Linked DNA regions of Homo sapiens: region 2 is linked to region 1. A link is an interaction called in ENCODE POLR2A ChIA-PET data of the cell type or tissue named here. Cell type or tissue: OCI-LY7. All regions are shown on one strand. Links, peaks and the distances in the headings refer to the core of each region. The heading gives the core; the rest is flanking DNA.

Region 1 (4,528 bases), core at 2-2,501:
AGGGGCTTTCTTTCCCATACACTATCTGATTTAACCCTGTGAGGGAGATAGAGCAGATAGTCTTTTCTTCATTGCTGAGGAAACTTTGCTGGTTTTTCTCTTGTAGGGAGGGCTAGCCCCCACTATAGTTTGTACTGACTTCTTATTTTTAAAATTGTATGAACAGTATACAGTTCTGACTTGATATCAAAGTTTGTCATTTTAAAATTTGGTATACACACATTAATTGAGGCTTGGAGCTAGAGCATTTTTAGGCTTCATTGTTATTTTTATTATTGACTATTGACTCATTTCTATAACTTCTGACATATATAGTTCAAGCTATCTAATCATAAGGGTAGACCAGCTTTCAAGATACAATGTATAATGTTTATCACTTCCATATTGTCACCTGGTGCTCTTGTTAAAATGCAGATTCTGATTTGGCAGGGCTGGACCAGGGCCTGGGAACCTGCATTTCTAACAAGCAGTAGAAATGTCAGTAGTGATGCCGACACTGCTGGTTCTCAGACTACACTTGGGTAGGAAGGATCCAGGATTCCAGAGTATTCTAAACCCATCGCATTGTCTACAGATATTTGAGGACCAGCTAAAGCCCCTCTTTTGTCCTGCCTGTTTTCCAGAAACCCAATACTTTTTCACTATTTCTTTTTCTGCTTAGCTGCTGCTTTCCAAAATTCGACAGGGAGCATGGGCAGGGGTGGTGGTTGAAAGTCTGTGTAAATTGACAGAGGTTTCCGTCCGTCTTCAACCACAGCACTTAAGTCATCGATGAAGCCCTTGCTGGTACACTGCCTTTTATTCTTTTCAGGTGAGCCTTAGAACATTCCCGTGTATGTTAGGTATTATTTTTAATTTTCATTTTTCAAACAAAGCTGGGATTCTGGGAGATGAAGCTACTTTCTGAAGTCCTGATCACTGGAGATCTGGGACTCAAAACCAGGCTTGTTAGACACAGTTAGTTGTTTTATTTTATTTTATTTTATTTTATTTTATTTATTTATTTTTTGAGATGGAGTCTCACTCTGTTGCCCAGGCTGGAGTGCAGTGGCATGATCTCGGCTCACTGCAACCTCCGCCTCCCGGGTTCAAGCAATTCTCCTGCCTTAGTTTCCCTAGTAGCTGGGACTACAGGCATGTGCCACCACGCCCAGCTAATTTTTTATTTTTGGTAGAGATGGGGTTTTACCATGTTGGCCAGGCTGGTCTCGAACTCCTGACCTCAGGTGATCTGCCCACCTTGGCCTCCCAAAGTGCTGGGATTACAGGAGTGAGCCACCGTGCCTGGCCTGTTTTATTTTTTTCTGTAACACCAACTTCTCTCTCTGCTGATATAAGAGTTACTATAAGGGGAAATGAGGTTTCTTCTGTTTCCTCCTGAGAACCAGGGCTTCATGCAAAACTTTCTTGGCTGGTGTATAGACATGTTAGTGTAGCAAAGTGCATAGGCTTAGTTATACTTGGTTTTGACATTTCTTTTCATTCTTACTAGTCGTGTGACCTTGGGCAAGTTGCTTAACCTTTAAACATTGATTACCCCATCTGTACATTGTGCATAATAGTAATATTTACTCCACAGTGAGGAACCAATGAGATTGCGTGTATAACATCTGCTGGCTCACTGAGTGACACAAAGGAAGTGCTCCACGAGTGTTGATTACTCTCTGAGTAACTGCTTTTTCTGATCTAGCAATCTGGTTCTCTGGGGTTGGGAAAGTCAGAATAAGATATTTCAGATACCACCAGAGTTACCATTAGCATTTTGGTATGTTTTGTTTCTCTCCATCTGTATTTTTAATCATAGTTGTAATTATGATTATATATATGTAAATATATATGTCTGCGTATGTGTGTTTTGTGTATCCGTATACACACACCTATACAAATGATGTTTTCACATTATGTCATAAGCATTTCTCTGCTACTGTATGATTTTCATACTCACTATTTGTAGTCACTACAAAGTGTTAGGTTGGAGAAGTTTTGCTGTTGGAGCCTGAGGGTAAGAAAATGTTAGTCTCTTCAAAATAGAATCAGTGAGTACTAGAATAGGTAGTGATTTTGAAATGTCAGGAAGAGATTAATTATTATTCTTTTTAAAGTATATTCTCTTTTTGTAACCTTAGTCATTTATTCCTGAATTTGGGGAGAACCCACCAGAAGCCTGGCGGTCCACTGTGGATGGGGCAATAAACAGGCTGGCAGGTGTCTCCGGAAGCTTACGTTCTGAGTTTAGTGGGTAGAGGTAAAGAAAGAAGATTAAAAAAAAAAAAAAAAAGCGGTGCTATGTAGATATTAATATAGGGTGATGAGACTTTCCTGTTAAAAACCAGCTGCTAATTCCTGAGTAGTTCCTGTGTTCTGAGGACTGTGCATTACACCCTTTCATTCTCACAGTCACCCTGCATGGTAAGTAGGCCTTACCTACTTATAGCGCCCTTCCAGTGGTGAAAGGGAGGCTTCTTGGAGGGTAAGTAACTTGCCTGAGGTCACAAAGCTAATGGATTGTGCTTAGAATTTGAATCCAATCTGACTCTCAAATCCTCGTTCTTAGTTTGAAAATCTCCCTGGTCTTATGGTACTTGGAACTGTAGCAGTCCCCCCTCACCTGTGATCACTTTCCCTGGCTTCAGTTACCCACTGTCAGCCTTGGTCTGAAAACAGGTGACTAGAGTATGATAAGATATTTTTTAGAGAGAGAGAGAGACCACATTCACATACCTTTTGTTGTTGTTGTTGTTTTTGAGATGGAGTCTCACTCTGTCACCCAGGCTGGAGTGCAGTGGTGCGATCTCGGCTCACTTCAATCTCTGCCCCCGCCTCCGGGTTCTAGCGATTCTCCTGCCTCAGCCCATTGAGTAGCTGGGATTACAGGCACCTGCCTCTGCACCAGGCTAATTTTTTTTTGTATTTTTAATAGAGATGGGGTTTCACCATTTTGGCCAGGCTGGTCTTGAACTCCTGACCTTGTGATCCACCCATAACTTTTATTATGGTATATTGTTATAATTATCTTGTTTTATTATTTATTGTTTATCTCTTACTGTGTATAATGTAGAAATTAAACTTTACCATAGGTATATACATATTGGAAAAAGCATCTTATATACAGGGTTTGTTACTATCTGTGGTTTCAGGCATCCACTGGGGGTCTTGGAACATATCCCTTGCAGATAAGAGGGAACTGCTGTATCCATAGAATAAAAACACCCCATCTTGAAGATAGGAGGATTCTGTAAATTGGGATGGGGTCAGGGAATCTGAATTTTAAAAGTTTCCCATGTGATTTGATGCCCAGCCAAGGCTGGGGACCACTGTCTTGAAATATAATGCTGAGGAAGATACTGTCTTTGATTTTCCTGTAATTCGAGTGCAAATCTCAGCTGAACTTATGGCTTGTGTGTTTAACTGAAAGCTGGATATCTATACCTGGCTATTTCCCAGCACCTCAAATGGTATCTGTTTAAAGCCAAACTCTTTTCTTTCTAAACTTGTTCTTCCTCCTTTATTCTGAGTTGGCATCACCTTCTAAGTAGTCACCGCCCCCACCCAACTCCTTGACTCCCCGTCTACCTCCCCTACCCCTTGGAGTCCCACTGATTCCGTCTTTTAACTATTTCCTGGATCTGTCTCTCTCTGTCCACTCCCACTGCCTGGCTTGAGCTCTCATCATCTGTCACCTGCCTGCATGATCACATCACTCTTCCACCTGGCCTGTCTGCCTCTGTTTCGTCTTTTTAAACCTATTTTCTCAATAGCTGTCAGAGTGGCCCATCTGAAATGCAAAATTGATGGCATGACCTGTGCTTGAACACTTGTTTGCCTTCCCACTGCCTGCCTGCAGGCTAAATCCCAGGCGTCTTAGTAAGGCTTTGTTATCGCATCCTGCCTGACTCTTCAGCCTCACTTTTTCTCAGCAAGATTGGAGTGCATGAAGTTCCTGGGACACACATCCTGCTCTGGCCTGTCCCATCTGCCTTGGATGCCCTTTCTTCACACCTTTTCCTTGGTTCATGCCTCATCTTTTAAGCGTAAGCTCAGATTTCCCTTCCTTTGGGATTTTTTCTTTGACCTCTGCTCCTCTTGAAGAATTTCTCCTTTGTGACCTCATGATTTCCTGCGCACACTCATGTTTCTATTATTTTTCTTCCCACACTGCATCACAACTGTGTTTATGTGTCTCTCCCACATGAGACTTTTGAGCTGTGGGTAAGGACTTTCTTCCTCATCTTTGTATCTCTAGCACATAGTATGTGCTCGAATGTTTGCATAAATAAGGTGTTATAAAACTAAAACGAAAACTGATGACACATGTTTATACATTCTTTTCCCATTACTAATGGACAGCATACTGTGTTGTCCTATTGGGTCAGTCTCCACTAGTCTTTTCTGAACTAAATACTGTCTCACCCTCCTTACCCAGCATAAATCTCACAGGCAGTCATTTTATCACCATCTTCATGTACGGTTGACACCGACTCCCTGCCTTTCCTTGCTTCAAAACAAGCCAGGTTAACTGCAGCCTTCC
Region 2 (4,699 bases), core at 993-3,492, 170 kb before region 1:
CCCATTAGTGGCATCCACAAAATCTTTCTGAGGGCTCTAACATGGAAAAATAGTTAATATTAAAACAGAAGAACAGGAAATTGTTGAGATTCAGAAACGGCTGTTTTCAATTTTGTAGCTTCTTCCTCTCCCATTGCCAGTTACAGTGTGAGGTACAGGGTGAGCCCATTACACAGAATTACATTCATATATGCCCAGAAAAGGTCTCTGGAAGGTTATTGCATGAAAGAATGAATAGCAGTTAACTCAGAGATGTGAAATTTGAATATGGGGAAATAAGAATAATTTTTGCTGGCCGGGTGCGGTGGCTCACGCCTGTAATCCCAGCACTTTGGGAGGCCAAGGTGGGCGGATCACTTGAGGTCTGGAGTTAGAAACCAGCATGACCAACACGGAGAAACCCCATTTCTACTAAAAATAGAAAATTAGCCGGGCGTGGTGGCGCATGCCTGTAATCCCAGCTACTCCAGAGGCTGAGGCAGGAGAATTGCTGGAACTCAGGAGGCGGAGTTTGTGGTGAGCTGAGATTGTGCCATTGCACTCCAGCCTGGGCAACAAGAGTGAAACTCCGTCCCCGCCCCCCAAAAAGGAATAATTTTTGCTTACTTCTTTACTTCTATATAGTTTTGCAACAGTCATGTACTACCTTTTCCCCCATCTTTCAAATGTAGTTAGAACTTATGATATCCAAGTGCACAGATCTTGTGTACAATTTGGTCAGTTCTAACAAATGCTTACATCTGTGTAACCTACACACCTATCAAGATATGGAACATTTTTCGCTGGGCACAGTGGCTCACACCTGTAATCCCAGTGCTTTGAGAGGCTGAGGCAGACAGATCACCTGAGGTTAGGAGTTCAAAACCAGCCTGGCCAACATGGTGAAACCCCGTCTCTACTAAAAATACAAAAAATTAGCTGTTCATGGTGGTGGGAGCCTGTAATCCCAGCTACTCAGGAGGCTGAGGCAGGAGAATTGCTTGAACCCAGGAGGCAGAGGTTGCAGTAAGCCGAGATCCTGTCACTGCACTCCAGCTTGGGCGACAGAGAGAGACTCTGTCTCAAAAAAACAAAACAAAACAAAACCCAAAAAGCAGGATATGGAACATTTTTAAGATGAACCCAAAAAACTTTCCTCATGCCCCTTTCCAAGTAATCGTCTTCTCCTTCTGTCCTCTGTGCATCTTCCTATCCTTCCAGCCCCTGCAAGCAAACATGGACCTGATTTCTAGTTTTGCATGATCTAGAACATCGTGTAAGCAGAGTCATATGGCATGTACTCTTGTCTCTAGCTTCTTTCACTCAACATAATTTCTTAAGCTTCATTCATGCGGTCATATGGATCGGTAGTTTGTTCCTTTTTTTTTTTTTTTTTTTGAGACAGAGTCTTGTTTTGTCGCCCAGGCTGGAGTGCAGTGGCGCGATCTCGGCTCACTGGAAACTCCGCCTCCCAGGTTCAAGCGATCCTCCTGCCTCAGCCTCCCGAGTAGCTGGGATTATAGGTGTGGGCCACCACGTCCAGCTAATTTTTGTATTTTTAGTAGAGATGGCGTTTCACCATGTTGGTCAGGCTGGTCTCGAACCCCTGACCTCATGATCTGCCTGCCTCAGCCTCCCAAAGTGCTGGGATTACAGGCACGAGCCACTGCGCCCGGCTAGTTTGTTCTTTTTTATTGATGAGTAATAACCTGTTGCATGGATCTACCACAATTTGCGTATTCATCTGTCAGTTGACACCTGGACTGTTTTCAGTTTTTGATTATTACAAATAAAAATACAGAGAAAGGCCGGGTGCGGTGGCTCATGCCTGTAATCCCAGCACTTTGGGAGGGTGAGGCAGGCAGATCACCTGAGGTCAGGAGTTCAAGACCAGCCTGGCCAACACGGCAAAACCCTATCTCTACTAAAAATACAAAAATTTGCCGGGCATGGTGGCACACGCTTGTAATCCCAGCTACTCAGGAGGCTGAAACAGAAGAATTGCTTGAACCCAGGAGGCAGAGGTTGCCGTGAGCTGAGATCGCACCACTGCACACTCCAGCCTGAGCGACAGAGCAAGACTCTGTCTCTAAAAAACAAACACAGCAAAAAAAAAAAAAAAAAAAAAAACAAAAAAAAAAAACATGTCTAAGTCTTTTTGAAGATAGGTGTTTTTCCTCTCTTGGGTGAATGTCTAGGAGCAGAATGGCTGGATTAAAGCTGACTGTTTTCCACATTCTTCCTGTCACTCAGTACCTCAAGATTCACTGCCTGGACAAAATGGAGGCAAAGAGAGTTTGGGGGAAAATATAAGCTGGAATGGGAGGCGGCAGCATTTTAGAGTAGGAGATACCAGGAACTTGGATTTGTAAGACCTCAGCCAGCTCTCGCTTCTCCTGGGACTGACTTTGTCTTTGGTGAGTCAATCATTCAGGACCCCAGTCCCCTCATGTGTAAAGAGAGCAGTCATGCTAAAGAGCTCCAAGTAGGAGCACACATTTTCAAAGGTAGATGCCCCAGGAATGAAGCTGGGCCATTAGCCAACTCCTTGCCCCGTCTTGGAGGTGAGAAGACGTGGTCAGGCTCCCCACCACTGAGTCCAAGTGAGGAAAATGGCATGTTCAGCATGGCTTTCTGGAGGTGGCTAGGGAAGAACAAACCAGTGACTCATCTAGATCCAGGAAGTTCTGTCTTTGTTCAGCCTCCAGCTCACAGTTGAGCTGTGGCGGGGTGGGGGGGGGTGGGGGGAGGGGGGGAAGGGGGAGGAGATTCCGGTCTTCTGCACCTCCTTCTATGTAATCTGGAAAGTAAGCTTGGATTCTAGTCCCGGCCCACTACTAACCAAGGGAGCTTGGACAAGCCACCTAACATCCAGGCACTTCAGGGAGCTTCCATTCAGCAACATGTATAAAGCAGTCCCATAATAAAATAAGGAAATGTGTTATTAGAAGTGACAATGAGAAATGCTGAGGACTAAGGTTTGGGGATGTAGAGATAAGCAATTCATGAAACTCTGCAAACAGCAACTTCCCATCTCTCCCGGTTTTCTCTCTCAATATCTTTATTTCCAGTTCCCCAGTCAAATGCAACAGCTCCCCCAGCCACCCCCACCGCGCCCAACCCCTCTTGCCCCCCCGCCCCCCACCCCCCACACCAGTGAATGCCTGCTAGGCTCCAGGTGTTTATCTGGACTGGAATGCCCCCATCCCTGGAGGGTCAAATACTTCTTGCCAGGTAATAGAGCTCCAGGAGGACAGGGTTGGACGCTAAGAGAGGCAGGCCTGGGCTGGAATGCTGACTCCACTTGCTAGTGGGCAGATGTGGAACTGGGAGTTACCTCATCTCATTTTCCCCAGGTACAAAGTGGAGCCAGTGCTACCTTCCTTGGAGGAGTCTTTTGAGGACTAAATTAAAAGCTATAGTTTAGCATCATGCTAGTACATCATAGGTGCTGAAATAAACATTTGCACTGAATAAAAGTAAAGAACGATCCATGGATGTTTTTGGGGAGCTGTGAAAATAATTTGTTTAGGGAAGTGTTAGATATGGATCAGAGATCATGAGCTCCATGAATTTAAGGGACCCTGTCCTTCAGGTTTATCTGGCACAGTGCGTGGCATATCACTGGCACTTGATAGTACTTGTCCAATGAATTATTCCATAAGGAAGACCTTGGATAGCAAATTGTTCAATTTGCAAATCCAGTGATTGTTTTGTCCTTTTATTTAACAGTGATTACATGCTAATCTCCAGGGCAGGCTCTGAGAAAGGCACAGAAGCCAGACCCTGCCTTCTTAGGGGTGCTGCATAAAAGCCAGGTTTCATGATGTTAGGGATGAGGATTTGGCTGGGGAGTGGAAAAACTGGAGCACAAGGGACACTGATGGGTGGGAGGCTAGCCGGGAGGCTCTAGCTGTGGCTGGACAGGACCAGGCAAGGCTGGGAATGTGGCCAGAGGCACTGGTTTGAGAGATAGTACCAGGGGAGAGTTCTCAACTGGTGGAGGAAGGGAGACCTCAAGACAAGTTCAGGTTTTTGTAGACAGATTTTCTAGCCATGTGCTTGGCCACTGGAGAGTAGAACCTTCCTTGCCATGGTGGTGACAAGTTGTTGTGTCTTGGGGAGAAAGCCTCCCCTATTCCAGAAGGGCAGTGGGCTGGTGTGAAAGACCTCCACAGATGGGACTCCCAACCTTCTGGGAGTCCATCTGATTCTGCAGAGCAGGGGGTTTCCTGATGTTCCTGGGATATGGTAGAAACTTCAACTGCCCCTCTCCCTGCTCCACTCTGTCCTGCTCACAACAGGGTAGACTGATATTCACACTGATAGAGAGCACTTTTCCAGGGAAACCCCAAATGCCATAGCCTGAGGCCCAAGGCCTAGAGGCTTTCTGAAGAGGGTAGGAACTGGGCTGAGCTCAGAGGAGCTTGTTGAAATATTAAACAAGCATCTTTCACTACATGACCTCCGGGGTTTCAATTTGTGTCTCCTTAATATGCCATTAACTGTTCCATGTATTCCATTGTATTTACTTATTTCTTTCCTCATCCCCTACACCTCTGTTGGGAGGTTTTCAGCCATCTATTCACTTAACAATTATTCATGGAGTGCCAACATGCTGGAGATACAAAGGAAAACAAGAGGCCGGAGCGGTGGCTCATGCCTGTAATCCCAACACTTTGGGAGGCTGAGACAGAAGGATCACTTGAGGTCAGGAGTT

Evidence for each region. Peaks named below come from ENCODE experiments on the same cell type or tissue, not always from the same donor. Only the 100,000 strongest peaks of a DNase experiment are listed, where the experiment ranks them.
Region 2: POLR2A ChIA-PET joins it to region 1 with 7 read pairs; 4 of 35 experiments call an interaction of 5 or more read pairs at or near these places.

What each region holds. Positions count from the first base shown.
Region 1 is chr2:207,616,924-207,621,451 of GRCh38, reverse strand. The region is part of intron 3 of METTL21A (methyltransferase 21A, HSPA lysine); the gene reads left to right. Among named protein-coding and RNA genes, the nearest start is that of METTL21A, 6.2 kb to the left of the region's middle. RefSeq lists an enhancer at 1,550-1,639. In OCI-LY7, for the core only: no CTCF peak of the experiment used is centred there; DNase peaks (open chromatin) are centred at 1,371 and 1,631; H3K4me3 peaks cover 1,538 bases; H3K27ac peaks cover 2,025 bases.
Region 2 is chr2:207,790,317-207,795,015 of GRCh38, reverse strand. No RefSeq gene overlaps it. Among named protein-coding and RNA genes, the nearest start is that of FZD5, 23 kb to the right of the region's middle. In OCI-LY7, for the core only: no CTCF peak of the experiment used is centred there; no DNase peak of the experiment used is centred there.